2 separate regions of the Mus musculus genome follow, and region 2 is linked to region 1. The links are chromatin loops, found by intact Hi-C in ENCODE. Cell type or tissue: left cerebral cortex. All regions are shown on one strand. Links, peaks and the distances in the headings refer to the core of each region. The heading gives the core; the rest is flanking DNA.

Region 1 (12,431 bases), core at 2,592-10,591:
TGACTTTTAGCTGTCCCCTCAATTACAACTAATTTCCCAGCATTCTTTGCAGTTATATATGACCAGGTACTGAATATGGACAGCCAGACCAAAAAAACGGAACTTCTAGGAAGACTGTCTGAGGGAAGGGAGGGCTGTTTCCTGCTGCTTCCTCCTTTCCTGCTGGCTGAGGTGGAGACACAGAGGCTGGAGCCTGAGCAGGCTTCCTGGTCCATGAGGAGGAAGCCATGTCTTGAGGACAGGGGGGTAGCAAGAAATCAGATCCCCCAAGGCTTCAGGAAATGGGAAAATGGTGGGCAAACCAGAAATCAAACACAGTCTAGTGCCTGGTTGCTATTGTTACCATGGCTACCGGCAACCCCTAGGCGATACTGCTGATGTCACCAGCAAGCTTTTGTTGTTCTCAGGCGTTGGAGCTAGAGTCTTACACAGGTTAAATGTGTGCTCTACCTGCCAAACTGCAACCCCAGCCTTGGTATCGACAGAAAGCTTTCAGTCCATTTACCTTCTAGATGAGGTGGACCTATCTCCCTGACCCGCGGTAGACATCTGTGCTCTCCCCTCCCCGTTATTCCTCATCCTAGGGGCTGGACAGCTCACCTCCCACTCAGCGCATTCTCGCCCTACCTCACCCACCCCACAGAGACTAAAACCTACTTACCGTGGACTTGGAGGGCAGTGTTAGCCTGGTGGGTCCGCCTTTCCTTTGCTGCAAAAGAAATAAGATCAGTTGAGACACATGTCTGCTCTGTCACCAGCCTCATGAAGCCAGGGCTACTTCCTCAGGCAGAAGACGCCACGCTGGCTACAGCACAGTAGCACGTGACACTGAAACACTGCAGAGCTGGACGTTTAGATGCTCTGATGGAAGGCGATGTCACCCATCCAGTTCTTAAGTGGCATCCATTTCCACCTAGAGTCCTGGCAGTCGATAGAGAACTTTTATACAGGTGTCTCGTGGTGAGGCTGGTTGCCCTGGGCTGTGCATACTTTTTGCCCAGAGCCATAGTGGGGAGAGAAGGGTGGTTCCCAGGTAAAAGGTAAAGGACGGCACTCATGGACCCGAGTGTGCACACATATACAGAGACAGCCTCTCAGCTAGGACCAGGTATGACAATGACACATGGGTCCCTGTACCGAAGTAGAATGGGCCGTGTGACTTCAGCCGGCCTGCTTTACCTCTCTGTGTCCATCTAGAGTCACGTTTGAGAAGTACAGGGAACAACCCCCAACTCTATGGGTGTGGAGTGGCAGTCACAAGGGGGCTGTCTGACGCTCTGCAAACGGAACGGCGGGCAGTTGAGAACTCACCAGCTCCTTCAGCTCCCGCTGCCGGTCGCACAGCTGTTCATACATGCGCTTGCCCACGTCCGTGCTCTCCAGCGTGGAGATGATCTGCAGTTGGGTGTCGTTGTTGTCGATGATGTTGTATTCCAGCATCAAACACAGGATCTGCCAGGAGCCATGGAAGGTGTGTCAGGGAATAGCCTGCCATGGGACCTTGGCCTATGCCGTTTCCGAAATTTGGCGTTTTCTGCTCTTGGTCCCATGCTAATGTCTCAATCCCACCTCCAGGGACACTTAGGGTTTTCCAAACGGGCCTGTTCCTTCTTGTAAGGTAGAGAGCCCTGTTCACACGCCCTTGACTGATGGGCAGCTTGGTGACTGCTCTCTAGAGGGTAGAGTGTGGCAAGGTGGTGCTCCCCAATTCTGACAGCTGTTATAAAACCCTACTGCTCATGGGACAGGAACTCTGGGAGTGTGTTGGCATTGGGGGACTTCAGAGCAGTGAGAAGTTGGTGGACAGAGGAACAGTTAGAAGTGACATGAGGCACCTAGGCTTGTGCTCTTGACAACTTGAGCAGTGACCCCCCCCCAAACCCCACAAAGCAGAGAGGCTAGGGCTGCCTTAGTCCTTCAGTTGGAGAAAGAAGCCTTATTGAGGACCCCATGGGCTCCAACCGCCATGCAAACTCTAGGAGACCCCAAGGAAAAATAGCCCAGGAGAGCCTGGCTACCTCTTGGTCTGTTATGTGCTCTATGTACAGACGGTTGCTATATAGTACTAGATAATCAGAACAGAAACTTCTAGATGGCTGTGATCAACACTCGCTAGATCCCAACTGCAATGGACCAGCAGCAGCCTGAGAAAGGCCTCTGCACACCCAGGAGGCTACAACCACACCTGCCTTGCCCACACTGATTGCCCTTCACACAGATCACATTGCAACGGTACCTGGGGACCAGGGACTTACCTCTGCCATGGTCTGGTTCCCTCTCAGGGCCAGGAGCATACAGGGGCCCAGCTTGTTTTCTGCCAGTGAGAGCAGAAACTTTTTGGTCTTGTAACAGGAGCCCATGAGAATGTGCACCTGGGAGGCGAGAAGACTCAGGTGAAGCAACCATGATGTCACTGCAGTGCTATGACCCTCAGCACTAGCCTCCCCACTCCCCGTCCCCCCTCCCCGTCCCTCAGACCGTTCCCTGTAGAAAGTGACTGAGGACGTTATGTTGAGTGACAGCTGGTATACATGAGACTACACTGGGATGGGGTGCAGGCATCAGGCACAGTCACCCAGGCAGGCAAGACAGTGGCTGCCGGAGTTGTCCAGGGGAACAGACAAGTGGTGCTGATGGATGAAGACCTGTGTACCGGCATGCCAAGGATGCTCTGAGTCAAGGTGTTAACACTCACAGTCTCTCTCTTTTACTACAGTAACAAACAAACAAAAAAGACTCCCCTTTTCCCCAGTTCCCTTCAGGGGCTACTGGTATTAGGTCTTGTATATTTCTAGCATTGAGGGTACTGGGTGGAAATTTCTAGGCAGTCCTTGCTAGGTGGGGGACGAGGGGCCTGATTCGCATGGCAGTTGGGCTGTTCTGTGCTTTGCTCTCTCTGTGATACCAAACCAAAAGCTGTTTTGAGAGATCACCCTCCCAGCAAAACCTGCTCCCTCCCAAGATATGCTAGGAGTGGTGTGTGTGTGTGTGTGTGTGTGTGTGTGTGTGTGTGTGTGTGCGTCTGTCTGTCTGTCTGTCAGTCAGTCTGTCTTGCATTTAGAGGTGATGGCATATGAGCAAGGGCTCCCCAACTCAACAGAGGCAGGGGAGCCCAAACATCCTCTGGAAGAGACAGCCTAATCCAAGGACCACTTCTCGCCATGGGTCTCCATGGAAACAACACACTCGCATCCCCACGGCTGCCTGCTTCCTTCCCTGACTATGTACTCTTCTGCTCCATCATTAACAACTCTGGCATACAAATAAAATCACTCTGGCGGGAGCTCACTCCCTGAGTTCTCTCTCACACTGAGTCCCCGCATGAAGGGGTGGGGGAGACTCCACACATTGCCATGGTAAAACTGTGACATCAGAGGAAGCCAGAGAGGCGATGGCAAGCAAGACATGGCGTAAACAGGCGGCTCAGCGTGTTTCTAGGTACACAGGACATTCAGAAAGCAGGTCTAGGGGAGCAGGCGAGGGGCTTGGAGCAGATGCGTAAGGAAAGGGAACTAAAAATAAGGTCCTTGAGGTGGTGTCTGAGAGGACACGCCTATCTATCGTCATTGCACAGATCTCTCTGCCAAATTCACTGTGGTAGCTGTTTACCCTGCAAACCGGTCCCTAAGAGAGAGAGACAAATAAGCTGAGCCAAGTTGGGGTCAAGGAGTCCCTGGGTGGCATAGTGCGTAAATCATGCCTGACACTACACACAATTGCTACCTATGGTGTGATGGCGAAGCCTCTCTTTGTCTTGTTTTGCCTATGAGGAAGATGGAGCCTATACAGGCAAGTTGGTGTATAAGGCCAACTAGAGGAAGACTGGACAGGGACCCCAGGCCCAGGTCTAGAGGATGCCTGCATTTTCTCCACATCACATGACCCCAGAAGAATATGTGAATGGAGTTGGGTGTGTCAGGGAACAGAGTGCATCCGTGTCCCTCTGCTACAGAAGAAGCCACTACCCCGAGACAGTAATCTGGTCCACAAAGGGCTTGTAAAGAAGTCTTGTCAAGCAAGCCACTAGATTTCTCTGGGTCTCTCGAGGCCCAGGTGTGATTCCAAAGAGCTGAGCACAGGGCTCAGCTGACACAGAGCTCTGTTCTCAACCTGTAGCTTACAACCCCTTTGGGGGGAGGGTCACATCAGATATCCTGCATACCAGATATTCACATTACGATTCATAACAGCAGCAAAATTACAGTTACGAAGTAGCAATGAAATAATTTTATGGTTCCGGGGGGGTCACCATGGCATGAGGTACTGTGTTAAAGGCATTCACCGCATTAGGAAGGTTGAGAACCACTGCTCTATGGGAAGAAGCCACTGTGGATGTCTTAGTGACCTCAATACTATGATCTGAGGTGGGGATGAGAACCCTGAGTCTGGCCCCCAAGCCTTTCATTATGAGGACTGGACAAGCAGGTGGCTATGGAGTTTCTTGTGCCAAGATGGATCTGTCCCTTGCACAGAACATCACCATAGCAACCAAGTCTAATCAGTGATTTGTACACACACACACACATGTATATCCACAGAAACAGGGCTGTGGCTTTGTAGGGCAGAGCACCCCCAAACAGGCCATGTTTCTATATCTGCTTTCTATGCTTCTCTGCACCTCCCAGAGCAGGTGACAGGCTCTTGACCCAGGTACTCAGGGATCAGTGACACTCTCTGTAGTGGTTTGAATATGTTTAGCCCAGGGAGTGGCACATTTGGAAGTGTGTTCTTGGAGTAGGTGTGTCACTGTGGGCATGGGCTTTAAGACCCTAGTCCTAGCAGCCTAGAAGTCAGTATTTTCTAGCAACCTTTAGATGAAGATGCAGAATTCAGGGCTGAAGAGATGGCTCAGCAGTTAAGAGCACTGACTGCTCTCCCGAAGGCCATGAGTTCAAATCCATGCAACCACACGGTGGCTCGCAACCATCCATAATGAGATCTGACGCCCTCTGGTGCGTCTGAAGACAGCTACAATGTACTTTGATATAATAATAAATAAATCTTTAAGTTGTAGTGAGCGGGGCTGACTAAAGAGAGCTTAAATTCAAATTCCCAGCAACCACATGATGATGGCTCACAACCATGTACCCATATACATAAAATAAATTAAAAATAATTTAAAAAAGAAAAAAAAAGATGTCGAACTCTCAGCTCCTCCTGCACCATGCCTGCCTGGATGCTGCAATGTTCCCACTTTGATAATGGACTGAACCTCTGAACCTGCAAGCCAACCCCAATTAAATGTCCTTATAAGAGTTGCCTTGTTCGTAGTGTCTGTCGACAACAGTAAAACCCTAACTAAGGCACTCTCCCTCTTCATGGCTGGCTGCTGTGTACCCCAGGATGGACCAGCCCGACACCAACCAGCAGCTTCCTGTGGGGGACCCTACGTACCATGCTGGCAAACAGCTCCCCGTCATCATCACAGGCCACCCCTCCAGGGCTGTAGAGCTGGAACCAGCCATCCTTGCCTGCCCGCACGCTCAGCAGACAGGAGTGGACCTGTGGGCAGAGGGGACAGACACACTGTCAGTTCTAAACAGTCTCAGGTATGAAGGTAGCATGAACGGTGTCCAAGCCAGGCAGCCAGGAAATACATGAACTTCCTTTAGCTTCACACTGCCAAGTCCAGCCACATGTCTTCAGCTCCCTAGGACAGTCCTGAGGCCTAGCTGGGAAACACTCACACATGCCTACATATACACACCCACACCTACCCCCCACGTACCCCCCCACATACCCACACACATATACACACACCACACCTACCCACTGTGATCCCACACACGCATAGGCACATACACACTCACACCTACCCACTGTGAACCGCCCCCATAAACACACCCACGTCTATCCACTGTGACGCCACACACGCACACATATACACACAGCTTCAGGCTTAAGGACAACTGAGACCACAGCTGGTGACATTTCCTCACTAGCCTTTCTGCTTTCTCTCAACTGCATCTGAAGATGGTTTGTAAAACCTGTGATGGAGCTAGAACTTTCTAGAATAAGGTTTCCCACTGCAGCCTAGAGACCATATAAGAAGCAGGAAGGATGCTTATAACACATGGTCTTGGTTCGACCAGATCCAGGGATCTCGAATCATGAGGGTTAGTGGGGGCCTGCCTTGTAGGCAAGCAAGAAGGTCTGGGGACAGTTTCCCTACAGCATCTAGACTTGGAGCCCGAGAGACTGGGTCGCAGGTCATGAATTTATGCTTCTGGGTGGGGCCAGTGTGGTATGGGATGTTAATGACTTAACTTCCATTCCCAACTCTGAGAGAGCGGGGCGGGGTGGGGGTTGGGGTGGGGGTGGGGGATATCAGTGATTATTTTTTAGTTTTTTTTGAGACAAGAGTTTCTCTGTTTCTTCTGGCTGTCCTGGAATTAGCTCTGTAGACCAGGCTGTCCTTGAACTCAGAGATCTGCCTGCTCTATGTCCCAAGCACTGGGACTAAAGGTGTGTGCCACCACTGCCTGGCTTGGGGGGTGATTCTGAAGTCAGGAAGGGATAAGAATGGCTTCCCCTTGGGCTTGTAGAGGTTAACAGGGAGCATGCATGTGCCTGACGTGGGGCAAGAGCTTAATCTGCCCTTGGTTTCCTGAAGCTCAGAGCTTTTGTGAGAGCTCCGAGTTCAACTGATTCCTTCCTTGGCCCAGGGACCCCCACACTAGCAGCACAAACACAGGACCACAACATTGACCGGAAGCTGGTTGGACATTCCATGGAGGATCCAATGAATCTAAAGCCATGTGACACAGGGACACTGTCTGCCAGTCTCTGGCTAACCAAAATGAAGTCCAAGAGGCTCCACATGGGGAAAAGAGGCTGTGTCTGCACAAGGGGGTGGGTGTGGGTGGGTGTGTGGGGGCGGGGCTGGAACCTGTATAGTCCGTTCTAAGGATCTGATGACTCAGTGACCTCTGCAAGGAGACCTAGGAGGCCCCCAAACTATTTTTCTACTGTAGAAAAAAAGGCTTACTGCGCTGAGGTATGGCTCAGTGTTTGTTTAGGTCCCATCTCCAATAAATACATGGGGGGAAAAAAAGTAAAAAAGTAAAAAAAAAAAAGTCTTACTTCCTGTCTTGGATCTTCTGCAAACCTCTGAATCACGTACTTCAGTTCCCTGGAAGGAAGAGGAGGGCGGGTCATTTGCAGGCCCAAGTGGACAGGGAGGGGTAGGGAAGAGATGCAAGAGGAGCCAGGAGCAATTGGGGGTAGACAAAGCGAGGCACATGGGAAACATTCTAGCAAGGTTTGGATGTGTGACACAGGGGACCGCTCAGGTGGTGCCTCTGCAAGCCTCCAAAAATGCACATGGACCAGAGAATGGGAAGGAGGCTGGTGGTGGCAGGGACGTGGAGGTGATCAGATACAGGGAGCATTCACAGTGGGAGAAAGTGGGGTGGGTGCGGCTGCCATACTCACTTTGTGAACTTCTCGTGGGCGAGAGCTCTGTACCAAAAACAAAGAGACAGGCAGTTAGAGGCCTTTGCTGCCCAACGATCCCATTTCCTCCCAGGACATCTAGACTTTAGCTCTGACTCGAAGAGAAGAGTGTAGAGAAAAATGACAAAGAAACGAGGGTATCCGATGTGCCCCTCCTTTGACAAGGTGAGGATCACAGTCACACGAACAGGCTGAGCCACCGATGTCCCCAAAGTCAACCCCAGGCCCACACCTGTCATGCAGAAGTGCATGAACGTGTTCAGGCACACATGGGCTCCAGGGACCCAGGTGTGTTTGTTAATTGTTCCACAATTAAGGCGAGCCTGCAGTAATTACCAGCGCACATTGCCAGGCAATCAGGGACCATTCTTCCAAGTGAATTGCATCATGGGCCACTGTCAAGCGGGTCCCAGGGCCTGTGGGGACAGCTGCTGTAACCAATGATGCCACAGACAGAGAAGGCTCTGAGGAGTCAGATTTCTCCGGTCTCCATTCTTGGGAGCCCCGAGGGAACTAGCCGGCCAGCAAATGGGGCAATTACTGGGTGTAATGTCCCCCTCGGAGGAGCTGCATTCATAAACACAGGCTCACTAATGGGCTCTGCAGAGAGCCCCAAGTGCCTCCCAAGGCCCAGCAGCTTCCAATCTGTCAAAACAGACCTGCAGGCATGTGAGGCCCGTGGCTGAGCTGAGGCTCTCTGTAGGTTGTGATCCAACGCACAGTGATGCTTCCCATGAATTCTTCCATGCCAGTATGAGGGTGGGCGAAAGGGTCCTTTCTGGCCACGCTCAGAGTGTTGTTAGCTAACGGCCATCAAGGCTCAGTACACACAGCTAGCCTTCCCTTGCACAGCCCTGAAACGGCTCCATATGCCTTTTCTTTTCTTTTCGCTTGTTGGTCCTTCTTGGTGCTTGGAGATCAACTCAGGGCGTTGCACATGCTAGGTACACGCTCTGCCACCAGAGTACCACACTGGCCTTTCCTCCTTCTTTCCTGCCTTCCTTCCTTTCTTCCTTCTGCAGACAGGGTTTTATTATGTAGCTCAGGGTAGCCCCAAACTGGAATTATAAGCAGTAGTTCTCAACCTGTGTGTTGAGATCCCTGGGGGGGTAGGAGTGGGGGTGGAGTCAAAAGACCCTTTCATAGGGGTTGCATATCAGATATTGATGCAATGCTTCATAGCAGTAACAAAACTACAATTATGAAGTAGCAACAAAAAGTAACTGTATGGTGGGGAGTCACCACAACATGAAGGGCTGTATTAAAGGGCTGCAACATTAGGAGGGCTGAGAGCCAGTGAATTATACAGGTACGTGCGCCATGCCTAGCACAGTGGTGATATTAACTGTCAATTTTTACTGTTCCCCAGGGAATGGGGGGGAGGGAGAGTATTACTGTCTCCATGTGCTATGTAATCAAAACCGTTAAAGTAACTACAGGCCAGGCATCGTAGAGATGGCTCTGGCCTTGTCTGAGTTTAATGAGTCCCTGTGTCACTGTCACGAGACCTGAGGCTGTTCCTATCACAGTCTTGGTTTTTCAGAGAGGCCCTGAGCTGGGCCACATCTCTGTCTTGGCTGTGGGTCCTGATATCCTACTCAGACTCACCTCTCCACGACACTGTGAGCCCCTTAAAATGGCATCACCCTCTCTTGTGGTTCCCTTCCCATTTGGGCAGGTTCTGGTGGGACTTACTCTTTGGGGAATGGAATGGGTTGAAGCAAGCTGGCCAGAGACGGTCTCCAGTCATCGTAGTCGGACCTAGGATGAGAGAGGAACCTGGTGAGGGGCAGTCAGCAGGGAGGGGATTTCCACGTGCTATCCCGTAAGATACAAGTGTCTGGGGTTAGCACACGATATGGACTCTGCCTCAGAGAGAGCAGACATAGCGCAGCATGAGCCACCCAAGAACATCCCAGACTTCCAAACAACCACCAGGGAACTACAACCCAGCTCCCCGGAATCCCACATCCTCCTTGCTCTGAACTCAGACTTTATCTGTCTCTGTTCATGACCCTTTGAGGCTTCACAGAGGGCGAGGGGCTACTCTAGGTTTCCAATCTCTAAATCCAGGTTGATGTCTAAGCCCCTCATAACCTCAGAGTGGGACACATCTGGAGAGAGGGAGCCTTTTTAAGGAATTATAACACAGGGCCACTAGGTTGGGCCCCGAAGCAATTCAAATGACACATGAGAAATGTGTGCATGGAGAAGACCCTGAGAGGACACAGAGAAAGGGCACCAGGGCCTGACAGCCCCGCCCCACCTGCACCCGTCTCCTCAGAACTGAAAAGATACTGTGATCCCAGGCACGTGGCCTGTGGAGGCGTCTCAGCACTATAAGCACACCTGTCCCTCTTGTCTGTGACTGACCAGACTCAAGGGGAAACCTACAGACTGACTCAAGAAAAACAAATAAACAAACGACCCAAGCAACAAAACCACAATTTGGATCGTTGTCCCTAGCTACCAGTTTTTGTTGTTGCTGTTGTTGTTGTTTGTTTTGTTTTTAGACAGGGTCTCGAGGCTGATGAGGTGACTCTTACTGGTAAAGGTGCACATCCCCAAATGTCCCCAAGTCTGACAAACTGAGTTCATGTCTCAGAATTTACATGATGGAAGATGAGAATTGGTCCCTGCAAGCTGTTCCCTGACCTCTGTATAGATGCTATGGCATTTGAATGCTCATCACACACACACACACACACACACACACACACACACACACTTAGGCAAGGTCTCATGTAGCCTAGTCTGGCCTTTTGATACATAGCTGAAGATGGCCCTGAACTTCTGATCTTCTTGCTTCCTGGTCCCAAGTGCTAGGATTACAGGCCTGGGCCACCATGACTTGTTCACGTGGAGGGTGACATAACCCAAGGGTTTTAGCATGCTAGGCAAACATCCTCCCAACACACACACTCCTTTCCTTGCTGTTAGACCCCCACCTCTATTTTTCCACTTCACCCGGCTGGCAGTCACAATATAATACTGAAAAAAGGCTGTGACGTATTTCTTCAGCATTTCCTCCACACATGCATTATGCCGAGAGCTCTGTATCTCCACTTGTTTGCTCCTTGCAAACACGCAACATAGTAAACAGAACCCGCGCCATTTAGACAGAAGAGGAGACGCAAGGCGCAGAGAGGTTAAGCAGACGGCTGGAGCTAACACAGTCTGACTGAGACATGGCCTTCAGGCTTCTGACTCTAGACCCTTGGGTCTTCCTGGAGCTAACTGACTCCCGTCAAGACCTTACCAAAAGCAGACATCTGTGTGGTAGGGAGCTTGTATCTCAAGCAGGGACATAGGGAGGGCCAGGTGTGCTTCCCTCCTGCGAGGTGCACCGTGGTGACAGAGTGAAGTGATTGCTCAGAGAATAACGGACCAAGAAGTGATGCAGTGATGCAGGACAGGTGCTTCAGCTTCTACTGCTCCACAGTGCAACTGTGGCTGAGCATAAGCATGCGTCAGGCCCTGAGAAGAGGCTGCTCTGTGGCTGGCTGAGGAGGACTGCAGAGGGACGACATCACAGGGGGTCGGGGTGGGGGGGATTTCAACAAGGTCTCAGTCTGATAACAGATGGAACCCCCTCCCCCACATGGGAAAGCTTCTGGAAAGCTGTGGGAGAAACTGAGGCTCAGAGATGCTTTGTGACTTTCTACCAATCTCAGCTGGTTGTTGACGTGTGGCATAGGGACTCCTAAAGCCATGACCTACATACATTCCCAACCCCTAGCACCTACACTGTATTTATACCCAAGTCTCCAACACCGTGGGTTTGAGAGCTTTGCTGAAGGGCAAACCTCAAGATAGCCTGTTCTCAAATCACAAGGTTCATGGGTTCCGCTGCTGGGTGAATGGCTGGCCCTGACTGAGTTCTATGCCATGTTATTGGTCCACTTTTACATTCAGAATTCAGGCTTCCTGTTGTAATCTGCACGAATGGGGGTTCCACATTTATCTTTCCTTCTTGTTCTTCCAGTCCCACTCATTCTGTTTTTGATTTTGAGATAGGGATTGTACTGGCTGGTTTTGTGTGTCAACTTGACACAGGCTGGAGTCATCACAGAGAAAGGAGCTTCAGTTGAGGAAATGCCTCCATGAGATCCAACTGTAAGGCATTTTCTCAATTAGTGATCAAGGGGGAAAGGCCCCTTGTGGGTGTGACCATCTCTGGGCTGATAGTCTTGGGTTCTATAAGAGAGCAGGCTGAGCAAGCCAGGGGAAGCAACCCAGTAAGGAACATCCCTCCATGGCCTCTGCATCCTGACCTGCTTGAGTTCCAGTCCTGACTTCCTTGGTGATGAACAGCAGTGTGGAAATGTAAGCCGAATAAACCCTTTCCTCCCCAACCTGCTTCTTGGTCATGATGTTTGTGCAGGAATAGAAACCCTGACTAAGACAAATTGGTACCAGCATAGTGAGGTATTCCTGTGACAACCTGACCATGTTTTGGGAAGGAATGTGTAAGGACTTTGGAACTTTGGGCTAGGAGATCGGTGTTAAGAGCTCTGTGGGATGGATGCTGTATTGGAGCTTGGAAGATAATGTTGAGAACAGTGCAGAAGATGGAGGCCTGGCTTGTGAAACTTCAGAGGGAAAATTAAAGACTTATCAGGGCCTTTGCTGTTTTGATTGTGGTTCTGGTTAGCTGGGGCTGAAGAATCAGCTGTGATTAACAAGATACCAGAACTACTAAAGTTTAACCTTTGCATTACTGGGACTATTGATGCTGGTTAGCTGGAGCTAAGAAATTAGCGGCGATTAAGAAGAGACCAGCATCATTGAGGTGACATCTTCTGGGAAGTGTTTTCTGAGAGCACAGAGGCTGTGTTCCAGATATAGCCAAGGTTGTACCTTGTGCTGTGGCTGGACTTGGTAATGTGTAAGAGTTACCCAGGTGGTACTAGTTTTGAAGGCATGAAGGGGTCACGCAGAGCAGCTGAGGCTAGGCACTGAGAGAGGCCATGGAA
Region 2 (12,431 bases), core at 2,555-10,554, 69 kb after region 1:
AACCAGCAGAAGGGGCCTGACTTACCTTCCACTGCAGAGAATGGAACCACTGATCTCGCAGGTAGCTGTTGGCAGCCTGTAACAACAAGAACAAGAAAATGGCAGGTCATCATTTTCTGGAATATCTCAAACCATCTTAACTGACCTTCACACAAGTCCCTAGCCACCAGCTTCTGCCCTGAGGTCCTGGCTTGCCTCCTAAAAAAATTATGCACTGACCATCAAGAGCAAAATCAGAACAGAAGACATGGTTGATGGTATGGGATAATTTTGCTGGGTATAATAGAGTCCCTACCCTGCTGGCTGGAACATTTTCCCTGAGGTTATGCATACTGAATGACCTTGGATGGATGATGGGAATTGGTGGAAGGTGATATAGTTGAGTGGACTAGTGCCTCTGTTCTGCCCAGACTGCTCAGGAACCCTCTCAAACCTGGGGTTCGACAGGATTCAAATGAACCCCACAACAAGCTTCCAATTTCTTGCCTATATCTGCCAGAGCTCAGCCTCAGAAAGACTCAGGCTCAAATCCTGGCCTTGATCACAACCTAGCTGTGAGCCAGTCACCCAGTAACACAAGGCCCTTCAGAAGCCTGTGAAGAGAAAGAAGCACCCTCTGAATGGTCATGTGGCTTTCAATGGCCCACTCACACCCCAGCTCTGGTCAGCACTGACCCAGTATCTCATCTCATGACACTGAGCCATGGGGTTTGCAACAGTGGATGGTACAAATACCGAGCAGATGTTCATAAAAGGCTCTCCAGAATAAAACAGCTCTGGCCTCAGCATGTGTTGTCTCTGGTGTAAATAATCTCTACAGTTAGCTCAGTTGAGGAGACTCACAGCTCTCATGAGTAAGTGTGTGTTAACCAAGCTGAGCCAGCTCCAGCATAGTCCTGGTCCACAGCCTTGCTTATGCTTTTAATATAGCACAATACTGGGAAGTAGTATTGGGGGTGGGGGTGGGGAGGCTCCAAAGACCTGCACAGGCCAACCAGCTGTGGTGGAAAAGGGACTCTGCACATCAAGGCTCTCGTGATGGCAAGATCACCTTGGACTGTCTAGGTGGTCTGGTGAGGTCACACAGTAAGAGGGAGGCAGAAGAGCCAATCGGACTGAAGCACGGAGATGGCTGAGGCCATAGACTCCAAGGAACAACCAGAATCTGAAAGGAAACAGACTCTTTCCTAGACCTAGGAGCAAAGCCCTGGTCACACCCTGTCACTGGCATGAGGCACTTCTGATCCCAGGAGGCAACTTCAGAAGATCCTACTGATCTTGGGATTAGAGTCAAGTCCAGCCTACCCTGGGTTCCCCTGCCACATTCCTGATACTGACTTGTCAGGGTCTACCTGTCTCAATGTTGCCAACAGTCTCATTCCCACCCCTCTTCCTTCTGACACACAGTACAAGCACACACAGTACAAGCACACACAGTTTGGTGACTGTGCCAGTGAGCATGAGCTGGTATGGCATGAAAGGGACCCTTCATTTGTGGGCAGAAGCACTGCTTTTAAGAGTTAGTGCAAGCTGGGCAGTGGTGGTGCACACCTTTAATCCCAGCACTTGGAAGGCAAAGGCAGGTGGATTTCTGAGTTTAAGGCCAGCCTGGTCTACAGAGTGAGTTCCAGGACAGCCAGGGCCATACAGAGAAGCCCTGTCTTGAAAAACCGGGATTAAAAAAATAAAAAGAGTCAGTGCATGATTTAACCCTGTCCCATGCAGGCACAGCAGAAATATCTCAGACGATGTGTACTACAGAGCAGAGCCTCAGGGAACTAGGCAGTGTGAACTGGTAGAAGGAAGCCTTGGCTGTTTTTGAACTACACAGGACTGGGGTTGCTTCCTCGGTGCAGGGGATCCTAGCTCGCCTAATCTATATGATTCTAGCATGGCCTAACACTGCACTGGGAACTCTCCACTTTCACCTACTCCCTCCGGTGCCTGCGCAACTCCTAGCCACACGGGTCATACCCAGAATGCCCCTTCTCCGGGATGACTGCCTCAAGCCTGGCTTTCCTCTGCCCGTGCTCATGTACCGTGACTCTGTCCTGTTCAGTTGTTCTCCTATCTGCAGGCTATGGCTCTGTCAGGTTGTAAACTATGTCTATGTGAGCATCACTGCATTTGCGAAACCCAGAGCAACGGAAGACTGGCTGGCATGTTGAATAAATGAGACAGGAGTGACTGAGGGGACGCATGCGTTCGTGAATATAGGGCAAGGAGGCATGGATGGGAGCATGGGGAGTAAGTAGGAAATGGCTGGAACAATGGGCAGGTAGATGGGTGGGTGGGTGGGTGGATGAGTACATGGTTAAGTACACAGGCAGAAGATGGGGTGGGTAGATAAACGGATAAAAATGTAGATATAAGAGCAAGAGGACAGGGGTGAGAGGAGTGGATAAATGGATACACAGATGCATGGAGGGGTGAGTGGTTAGACGGTTAGGTGTCTATGTGGATGGAAGGATAGAGAGGGCCACAGAGTGGCAAGTGGGTGAATGGGTGGGTGCGCGCGCAGATGGATGGATGCGTAGACATGTGGATGAGGAGGTGAGTGTGTAGACTAATAGATGAAGTAGGTAAGGAGGCAGATGGGAAAGTGGGTAGATGGATGGACGGATGGGTAGGTGTGTATGGAGATGGATGGATGGGTAAGTGTGTATGTATGCAGATGGATGGATGTATAGGGTATATGTAGATGGATGAATGGGTAGGTGTGTATGTATGTAGATATATGGTAGGTATGCATGTATGTGGATGGATGGATGGATGGATAGATGGGCAGGTATGTATGCAGATGGATGGATAAGCAACTGTGTATGTATGTATGTATATATGCAGATGGCTGGCTGGCTAGATGTGTGTGTATGTATGTGGATGGATGGATGGGTAGGTGTGCATGTACATGGATGGACGGGGTATGTATGTTGACAGATAAATGTGTAAGAGAACTACATAGGACTGGGGTTGCTTCCTTGGTGCAGGGGATCCTAGCTTGCCTAATCAATATGATTCTAGCATGGCCTAACACTGCACTGGGAACTCTCCACTTTCACCTACTCCCTCTGGTGCCTGCGCAACTCCTAGCCACCCGGGGCCACACCCAGAATGCCCCTTCTCCGGGATGACTGTCTCAAGCCTGTCTCCAGGTTCTTTTGGATGGACGATGCACAGGCATAGGAGAGGAAAGAAAGGAGGGAGGGAGGAAAATCGTAGGACCGATTCACAGTAAGTAGAGCGTCCATGTACCCATCCCATGGAACTTCAAAGAAATCCCTTCAGCTCTGACAAACCAAGCTCTTGACCACTGTGCTTCTGCTGAGACGAGCATGCATGGACGTATCTTCAGAAGCATGCATGGAGGTACATCCTTGGACACCTGTGTACCACACTTGGTCTATGTGCCTCTGTGGTAACTAAGGAGACAAATACTGTAGTGTGGTTACAAGTGAAGAAAGGAGGCCCAGAAGCCTCCTCTCAGTGCTCGGATCACACCTCAGGCTCATCTCCCTCCTAGCCTGCTTTCCCTGATACCCCTAGGGAGCAGGCAACAGATGTAACCTGGCTCCTGTGGATATGGGAGCTGCTCTGCCTCTTGACAGTCAATGAAAAACATGGCACCCGTTGGCCAGCATTGAGAACAGGGTGGACCAGGTGATGTATGACAAAGGTGAGATTCCCCCCACCCCGCCCCCCAGCAGAGGATGCCAGGAGACACTCTTGAATCTCAGTATAGGCCTCCCCAGGTGGATTCTGGCAGAGGACAAGTTTGCCTGGCTATGCTGCAGCCAGAAGGAGAGCCTCTGTCAAGTTCCCTTGAAGCCAAGGCTGGCGGCAGAGAGGAGACAGGACAACCCAGATCCCAGGGAACACCAGGCACAGTGAGTGGCCGGAGAGTGACTTGGAGGAGAATCCCCTAAAACCCCGGAGGGAGTCCACAGCCTACCTTGCCCCCCATGGCCCCAGGCTGGCTCTGGTGGCTCTCTGCCTGTGTCTGGCGCTAACCTTCCCACAGGGCTGGCTCCAGGCAAGCCTGCCCAACTTCCTCAGCGAGGCTGCCAAGTTCTAACTCATTGTTGCATTGTCCTCGAGGTGAGAAAAACAGCCTGGAGCCTGCAGGGACTGTTCCCAAGTTCAGCTTCCTGGCCCAATCTCCAGGAAAAACAGCTAAGAGCAGCCGGGAAAGCTCACTTGCTCTTGCGCGCTCTCTCTCTGTCTCTGTGTGTCTCTGTCTCTCTCTCTCTTCCTCTCCTATCCTCTTCCTTCCAGTAAGAAGGGAACAGTTGTCCATCTCCAGTGGGGCTTTCGAGACCCGGTAATGAGTGTGTGTGTGTGTGTGTGTGTGTGTGTGTGTGTGTGTGTGTAGGCACTGTCAGAAAGGAGGGCCCACTTTCCCTCCTTATTTAAACCACCTTGGGCTCTGTCTGCTCTTCCTTATGCCTTTTGCCTCCAGGTACTGTATTATTCCTTAGTGCTTAGCACTTAACCAGAAGGCACCAACAAGGTGCCTCAAGTAGGGCACACACAGTGTAGGTAGGTGCATAGAAGCTGGTCTCCTCACAAGAGCTCGATGTAAGGGGGAAACAAGATTAGCAGGCCTCTGTTGTTGCCGGGCCTCTAACAAGTGCTTAGGGAGGTCACACTAAAATCCCAGAAAGCCCAGGACCACTGACTGGCCCCCATGCTGGGCACTGGCACCTTGTCTACTGCACCTACAGGAGGCTTACACTCTGCTACTTAAGAGGCATGCCTAGGAAGGTTCATTCTTTCTGGAACTCCCAAGTCAGGTCCCCTGCAGGGGCTGGACTTCCAGTAAGAAAGTTATCGATCTAAGAAAACCAGAATGCGAACTGGAGAAGGAAGACAGAGATGGCTGCTCTGAGGCTAAGGAGACATTAAAGAAGGAGCAAACAGCAAAAGCTAGAGAGGGAGGGAGAAAGGAAGAAGGACAGACGGACACAGAGACAGAGGGGGATGAAGGGAGGAGAGAGACGGAGGACTAGAAAACACAGAAGGAACTAAGTGAGCCCTGGCACTCAGTGTGACTCAGGACGGAGAAAGCGCAGTTTCCAATCAATAGCATCAATTAAACCTGAACTCACGTCACCACAGAGGCCGGTGGCTGCAGTACTCATGCTCACTGCAAAACACTCCCGGACCTCTGTTATTCTGCAACAGGCCCACGGCGCTTCCACTAGACCACAACCCCTGGGCTGTGACCCTTTAGCCTACCTGACTGCTATCCCTCAGGTCCCTTCCCACCCGAGGGCCAATGCTCGATTATCGACTATCGTGACACACTGCGTGACAAAAGATCAGAATGCTCAGCAGGGACTCTAACCAGCAGCTCTGGTCTCGCCCTGGGGAACCGAGGAGCCATACACAATTACAGAGTCTAGGAAGGAGGCAAGGACAGACAGCCAACTTAATGTGCCTCCTTTGGCCCGATAGAGGTACAAGCAGAAGGGAGATCCCAGGGGTGGGCAGGGGCAAGGCTGCACCCACCTAACTCTCTGAAGGGAGACTGCGCTGCTTCCCTGAGATAGGCTCCGGATCACAGCAGTAGCTGGTGCGGCCTCCTCTCTTCTCCTCTCTTCTCCTTCCTTCTTCTCTCCTCCTCTGCTGCTCCTGCCTCTGGCAGAGCAGCCACCAAGCAGGGGCGGCAAGCGTGGAGGATGCTGGGGCAGCCTGGTTTGTCAGCCCGCAGGGGGAGCTCTGACGTCGCTCAGCCCACTGCAGCCTGGGAGAGTCATCACTACCACCAGCCAAGGGCCATGGCCAGGTTAAAGGGACATGCCCAGAGCTGGCCAGTGTGTCTTACTCCTCTGACCAGGGGTGGGGATGGTGGGGGTGGTGATGCTCTAGCCCTGGAAACAAAAGGCCGTTCTGCTAATACGTGGTGATCACCATCAACAGAGAAAACAGGGCTCCCTGGCTATTTCCCACATGTCCAGCCTTCTGCCCCTTAGCCCCTGATCTGTTGTCTAGGATCCCCTCTGTCCCTTAAGAGCTTTCTATGGCTCCCCAGTGTCCTCAGTATATAGTCTGAGGCTGACAAGACCACATCATCTAGATGCAGTCACGGGCAGTCACGGGCATCGACCTCACTCCTACCAGAGAGCCCCCTCCCACACTCATACTAGGTGTGCCCCTCTCTGGGGCACCCTCCTACTCATCCCTCTGCACCCCATATCAGTGTACATCCCTGGGGTGCAGCTGTCTCCCGAGGCCTGGTGAGTCACCCTCCCCTCCCCCTCCCGTCCCAGTCCTCTGGGATTCGTCTGTGTCTGAGTTGCAGCTTCTTCGGTAATCATGTGTTTATGGCTCAGTCTCCCCAGAGGCTGACAGTGAGGATGAGGATGGGGTTGTAGGGGCCAGAGAGAGGGGCAGGCTTGAAGCTGCATAACTGAGCAGTAAAGGCATTTCCAGAAGGCTGCCCTGCTGCCCTTCAGGGCCCTCCTTGTCTTGGCCACTGTTGCTCATGGGGTCAACCAGCCCCACAGGGCCTGGCATTGAGCAGCCTTGCAAAGATCCAGTGCTACAGTCTTCAGGGCAAGGGAAACAGAAGAGAGGCAGAGAGACCAAGGGAGGCATGGCAGAGGCTGGTTAGTCCCCCCTAAAGACAAGGAGACAGCCGGGCAGTGGTGGTGCACGCCTTTAGTCCTAGCACTCGGGAGGCAGAGGCAGGTGGATTTCTGAGTTCGAGGCCAGCCTGGTCTACAGAGTGAGTTCCAGGACAGCCAGGGGCTATACAGAGAAACCCTGTCTTGAAAACACAAAAACAAACAAACAAACAAACAAACAAAGGACAAGGAGACAACAGAGGGAACCAGGGGGCTCTGCTGGCCAGAGGGGACATGATGAAGATAGGGGGTGGGTGGGTCACAGAGGGCAGAGCACGGTGGCTGAGTTCCAAGATGGGCTACAGCAGGCATGGCTTTGGATGTCCTCTAAGAGAAGACAATATGGACAGGGATGTGTCACACAGTATCCCTCACACGGCTGCGGGTCAACTGCTCTCCTGCCTCAGGATGGTACCAGAAGGGCCATCAGCTGCTATGGTCAAAGGTGAGGATGGGGCCAGAGAATACAGCATACTCCCAAGCGACCAGCAAGGCCAGCCTGGATCCTCCATGAGGTTCGGGGCGGGGGGGTGGGGGGTGGAGAAGAAAGAATAGAGTTAGGAATTCTAAGCCAATCTTTAGGGTGGCCACCCTCCTCCTTTCCCACCATAAACTGACAGTGTGCTACACCATGGAGGGAGGGGCAAAAACTAAGTCTTGGTGACATCATTTGCCACCCGACCCGGGATCCCGCTGTTCTTTGCAAACCTCCTCCTGAACTTCTCAGCCATTTTAACAGCACAACCTATTCCTGTTCAACCTTCAGTCCTAATGATATTCGTGTCGTTTTCGACCTACGTGCTCACAGACACGCAGAGCCAGTACTTCCATTGTTTGCCAACACAAAACTGAGCTAACCAAAAAGATACAGGACACAATCCTCACTTAAGTCCAGCAGACAGCAAGCAGATCCACAACGAGGTGAGCCTCACAAGTTCCGAAGCCCATCTGGCCCGGGGACTCATTTTCGGCATTTTCAAAGCTGAGGCTACAGAGTTCAATTTTTCGAGACCCAGGAGGACGAGCAAGCTCCTAGACAGTGAGCAGCATGCAGCAGGTGTTTAATCCCTGCACGGCCCTCCCGAGAGTCTTTAATACCTTCGTGACTTTTAAGTTGACCAAAGCTAAGGTCTACAGAGGGAGCAGGTGAGAAGAGGATGAGGGACCGGGAGGAAAGAAACTGCTGGGTCATGCTTACTCTTCCTACCTGCAGCAGGACGGTCCCTCCGGGGATCGTGAGCTGTAAACAGTACTTCGGGGCGTTCTCCCAGGACAGCGGCTGAACGTCTTCAATGGCGCTGTAGGAGACCGAGTTTTCCATGTACCCAGACGGCTGTGCCAAAGAGAGAAAAACAAGAGCCTGTGAGAAGACAGCGCCATCACAGAAAGGAAGCTACCCAGGGACCAAAGGACCAGCTCTTGGCTGCCAGCATCCCGCTGTGGGGAGGGGCTGTGGAGGGAATTCATTCCACACCTAGGGTGCAAAATGAAGAAAAGGCAAGGGAACCCTCAGGTCAAAGGTGAGGGGTCACCCCCTGGTGACCACAGGCCCCAGCACAGGGCAGAGCTTGAATCTTAGCATCCCTCCCCAGTGCACCATCCTCCAAAGGCTCCTAACAGGTCCACCCCATGGAAATCACTCCTTACAGAAGCCTACAGACAGGACCTCTGACCCATCACGCTTCCTTGCCCCCAAAGCCCACAGAGCACATGCTGTCTTTCTTCAGTGCCCTGGACCACCACATGGCTCAATAGCATGTATTGAGAGAAAGCATAAGCATGGATCAGTGATAGGGGAAGAAGGCAAGACAGGCCTCAAGCCATCCATCCACACTGCCTCTAAGGGAGTCCCACCATCCCAGAGAAGCATCAGGGAAGCACATAGGCCATCGAGCCCTGCTAGGGTCTTCAATACCCCACATCCAAAATGCCAGAGGTCGGGGCAATCCGTGAAGACTGAAGACGTGCGGCAAGCTAAGACAAACGGCAACCTCCCACAGACCCCCATCATCGCACACACACATACACTGTTTCAGGAGCTCCAAGAGTGGAATGTCACAATGACTTTAGGGAGGAGGTGGCAGGGCCATCCATAGGGCACCCAGGTCTTGTGACCTTCCCACAGCTAAGAGTGAATGAATGTGTATACGATGCTATGCTGAAACAGGGAGGTGCGATTTAAAGTTCACAGCCTGGGTGAATATTTTCCCAGACACTTAGGCTTCTGATTTTTTTTTTTTCTTTTCCAACTGACAAGTACTGGCAGTGAGGGGAGCTGATGGCTAGACTGCCATCAGCCTGAAGTAAAGTGAATGACCAATGGAGGTTGGTTCAACAAGTATCCACTGAGCATCTAGCATATTCTAGGGGTTGTGGTGGGTATTGCATAAAACCGGAGTCCAGTGGGGTGAACAGACAACAAACAGAATATGGAGAATGAGGGGGGGGCAGTTGAGACGAGGATGGTGTATTGAATGGGGTATGGTGATGGGGCCATAGCATCAACTCAAAGCTAATGCAAAGGTCTGGGGACAGCGAGCGAGAGAGCTGAGGGAAGAGGTCAGGCAGAGATTAGGTAGCAGGTAGCACTTCTGGGGCCTAGGGACCACATCCCCATGAAGAAGGTGCGGCAGGAAATTCTAGCAGCATCACCGAAGCCACCAAGAACAGAGACAGGAGGACAGTGTTGGTGGGAGGTGGCTGGCCGCCGCAAGCCCTTCACACCAGTGTGCTGCTCCTCACTCCCCAGCAAGAGAAAGACCTGCAGACCCGTGTCCACCTGTGTAAGCCGCCCCTGTGCACAGAGGTTGCTGCGGGCAACCCCCACCCTACAACCTGGCCTGGCTGTTGCTGAAGCTGTGAGCAAAGCTTTCTGGGAAAGGGCCGGGGATAAATAAATAAGCACCCGTTGTTTTTTAAAAGCCAGACCGATCGCTTTTCCGCTGTCTGACTCAGCACTTGGCCCAAAGCAGTCTTCGGAGCCATTAAGACCTGTGTTTGAATCCCTTTACTGTGTGTCATTAAGACAGTTACAGCGCCTCTCTGAACCTGGTTCCTCTGACAGTAATTTCATAAACAGAACTGTGGAGAATATTCCAGGGGATCTAACTTGCCAAGGGCGTACTTAGCTCAGCATCTGGAACATACTGAAGAGACTGATGGAACGACTATAGTTTTTATCTCCAGCATCCTCTTCCCCAAACTCCAAAGCGCAAGTGAAGAAGTGCTCCTCCAGACACCTGCCTAAGCCGGACATCCCGAGGCTCACCTGCCATGCCAGCACTCAGAAGGCTGAGCATGCGAGGCCAGCCTGGGCTATCCAACAAGTTTGTGTGTCCAAAGCCGAAGGAGTACCCAGCACTCACGGGGGACAAGGAATACCTAAGCCAGGCTGAAGAGGGTTTAGGGGGACAGGATGATCAATTCTACTATGGAATCTAGGGACACACGGGGCTACTGGGAAACCAAGATGACTGACCAAGATAGTAACACAGAAGTACTGGGTCCCCAGGTCAGGGTCATGTTGGTACTAGTGTACCAACTAGTTGGCACTAGTGTAGAACACTACAGACGGGCAAAGTGGTATGGCACAAAGGATACTGTTCTTCTCTGCATACAAGGTTCCTCTGTGGTCACTGCAGTTGTTAAGCTACACTGACAACAGCCTCTACACCCAGAGAGTCCTCACTGGGACAGAAAATTCGAAGACATGTAGGGGCAGATGTGTCACACCCACTGAGACCATGCTGCCCACAGCAATGGTGACACAGGAGCCAGAGTCACCAGCAGACAAGAGGTGAATCAGAAAGTAGGACAACCAAGACTTCTACCACCAAGGGAGAATGGGAAATATAGCTCTCCGGCACAACTAAGAGAGATTACAGGCTTTCTAGAATCAGGCTCACAGCGCGAGGTTCCAGGGTACCCCTGGTGGAATCAGACAGGCAGCTATCACATCCTGGGTCTGTACCGAGCCAGACGGGAAGCTGTGGGCTGCAGGGGGTGGACAGGGCTGATGGGAGGGAGGCAGGGCATACTTGCTGGGGTGACTTGGAACCAGCTCACCCCAAAGGGCTGTCCCTCATGGTGGTACCATCCACCAGCTCTCCTGGAGCTGCACACTAATGGGTGGATGTCACTGTATGTAAATGACAACTCACACTTGACTAACAAATGCAAGCGTGGGAAGGTGAGGGACAGAATCTAAGCATGTGGATAAAATTAAATCAAGATCACTCAGGAACCAAGCCTGAAGGTTCAAACCTATAAACTCAGGGGGACTGAGGCAAGGTTACCAATTCAAGACCTGCAGGGACTGCAGGGAGGGTCCAAGGCCAGCCTGGGCAGGTGAGGTAGAGCCATGATATAAAATGTAAGAGGGCCAGAGATGCAACACAGCAGAAGACTGTTTGGCTATCAGGTTCGAGAATCTAGGTTCATTTCTCTCTCTCTCTCTCTCTCTCTCTCTCTCTCTCTCTCTCTCACACACACACACACACACACACACACACACACAAAATATTCATTAATACTCCAATATATTTCTTTCATTTAAATTTTGACTGTATGTAACTCTGATCTGAATACTGGGTACACAAATGTATGCTGTGCTGTGTACATGTGCCATGCAGAGGTATACAGAAGCCAGGGGACATTGAATGCCCCGTGATACAGTTATCGATTTTTGGTCACCCTCTTGAGTTAGGGTCTCACTAAACCTGCAGCTAGCCTGCTTCTGTCTAGTCTGATTTGGCTTCTGCGCTATGGGCCTCAACCTGTCTCTTCTGAGACACTGGAGTCACAGATGTGTATTGCCATGCCTGGCCTTTACATGAATGCTGGGGATTCGAACCTGTGTCTTTATGCTTGTAAAACAAGGTCTCTTACACTGCACCCATCTCTCAGGCTCTCCTGACTATTCTTAACTGGAACTTGTATTACTCTTTATCTACTGTGCACATATGTGTATGTACACACACACACACACACACACACACACACACACACACACACACAGTTTATATGTTGCAATCCACTTGTGGGAGTCAGTTCTCTCCTTCCACCCAGGGATCACGCTCAGGTCGTCAAGCCTGCTGCCTTTATGTCAGGCTTGCTGACTTTACCCTGTGAGTCATCTCAACGGCCCTAAACTTTTTTTTCCCTGAGTCCCAAATCAAAGAATGTGCTTGCGCTGTACCTACGAGCATCCACTCGGGAGTTTCTCTCTGCTCCCGCCGGTCTGCTTTGCATGAGCGATAAACAACTCCGAGGTGAACATCCCTGTGAAGCCTGTTTTTCTAGCCTATATTTAGGATTATTTCTTTAGGCCAGATTCCCAGAAATGGAATTACTGGGACAAAGGGTTAGAGCGTGTTTTCTGCTGTTGCCAAATTACTCTCATTAGAGAGATATTAAGGAGTCCTGGGAGCCCTGGCCAGGAATGAGGGACCCACTGCTGCCTCAGCTGGGCGCTACTTTCTGGCCACGTTCTAACAAGATGGCTTTGGCACTAGGGTTTCTGAACTAAGCACCATGTTGGGTCAGCATGTGTTGGGTACTAAGGATACAGACATCCAGCACCCAAGGTCCTGGCTCTTGGGGTACAGCCTTCTGGGACACTATGAGTTGTGCATTGGGGACACTGCCTTCTCATGGGAGGTGGGGACAAATCTCAGAGCCGTGGCGGTGTTCTGCTATGGAACTAATATGGGCTCGTGTAAGAGGGCCTGCTATTAAAAAAAAAAAAAAAAACCCGCCCTCTAGAATTCTGTGATAAGCCTGGCTCAAACGCATCCAAGACCTAAA

What was found. Peaks named below come from ENCODE experiments on the same cell type or tissue, not always from the same donor. Only the 100,000 strongest peaks of a DNase experiment are listed, where the experiment ranks them.
Region 2: a loop joins it to region 1, with 2.3 times the contacts of the local background. A loop is called at or near these places in 2 of 42 quality-filtered maps.

The regions. Positions count from the first base shown.
Region 1 is chr8:117,442,101-117,454,531 of GRCm38, reverse strand. It overlaps Cmip (c-Maf inducing protein), which reads right to left. Exons shown (of 21, transcript NM_001163262.1): 11 at 9,151-9,216; 12 at 7,435-7,461; 13 at 7,084-7,132; 14 at 5,395-5,502; 15 at 2,256-2,372; 16 at 1,312-1,452; 17 at 662-709. It overlaps Mir7077 (microRNA 7077), which reads right to left and starts at 1,509; the gene lies at 1,453-1,509. In left cerebral cortex, for the core only: no CTCF peak of the experiment used is centred there; DNase peaks (open chromatin) are centred at 3,287 and 5,841; H3K27ac peaks cover 1,117 bases.
Region 2 is chr8:117,372,603-117,385,033 of GRCm38, reverse strand. It overlaps Cmip (c-Maf inducing protein), which reads right to left. Exons shown (of 21, transcript NM_001163262.1): 2 at 7,834-7,959; 3 at 26-76. Among named protein-coding and RNA genes, the nearest start is that of Gm39260, 44 kb to the left of the region's middle. In left cerebral cortex, for the core only: CTCF peaks have their summits at 5,703 (motif pointing right) and 10,543; DNase peaks (open chromatin) are centred at 4,075, 5,704 and 6,221; H3K4me3 peaks cover 1,721 bases; H3K27ac peaks cover 4,253 bases.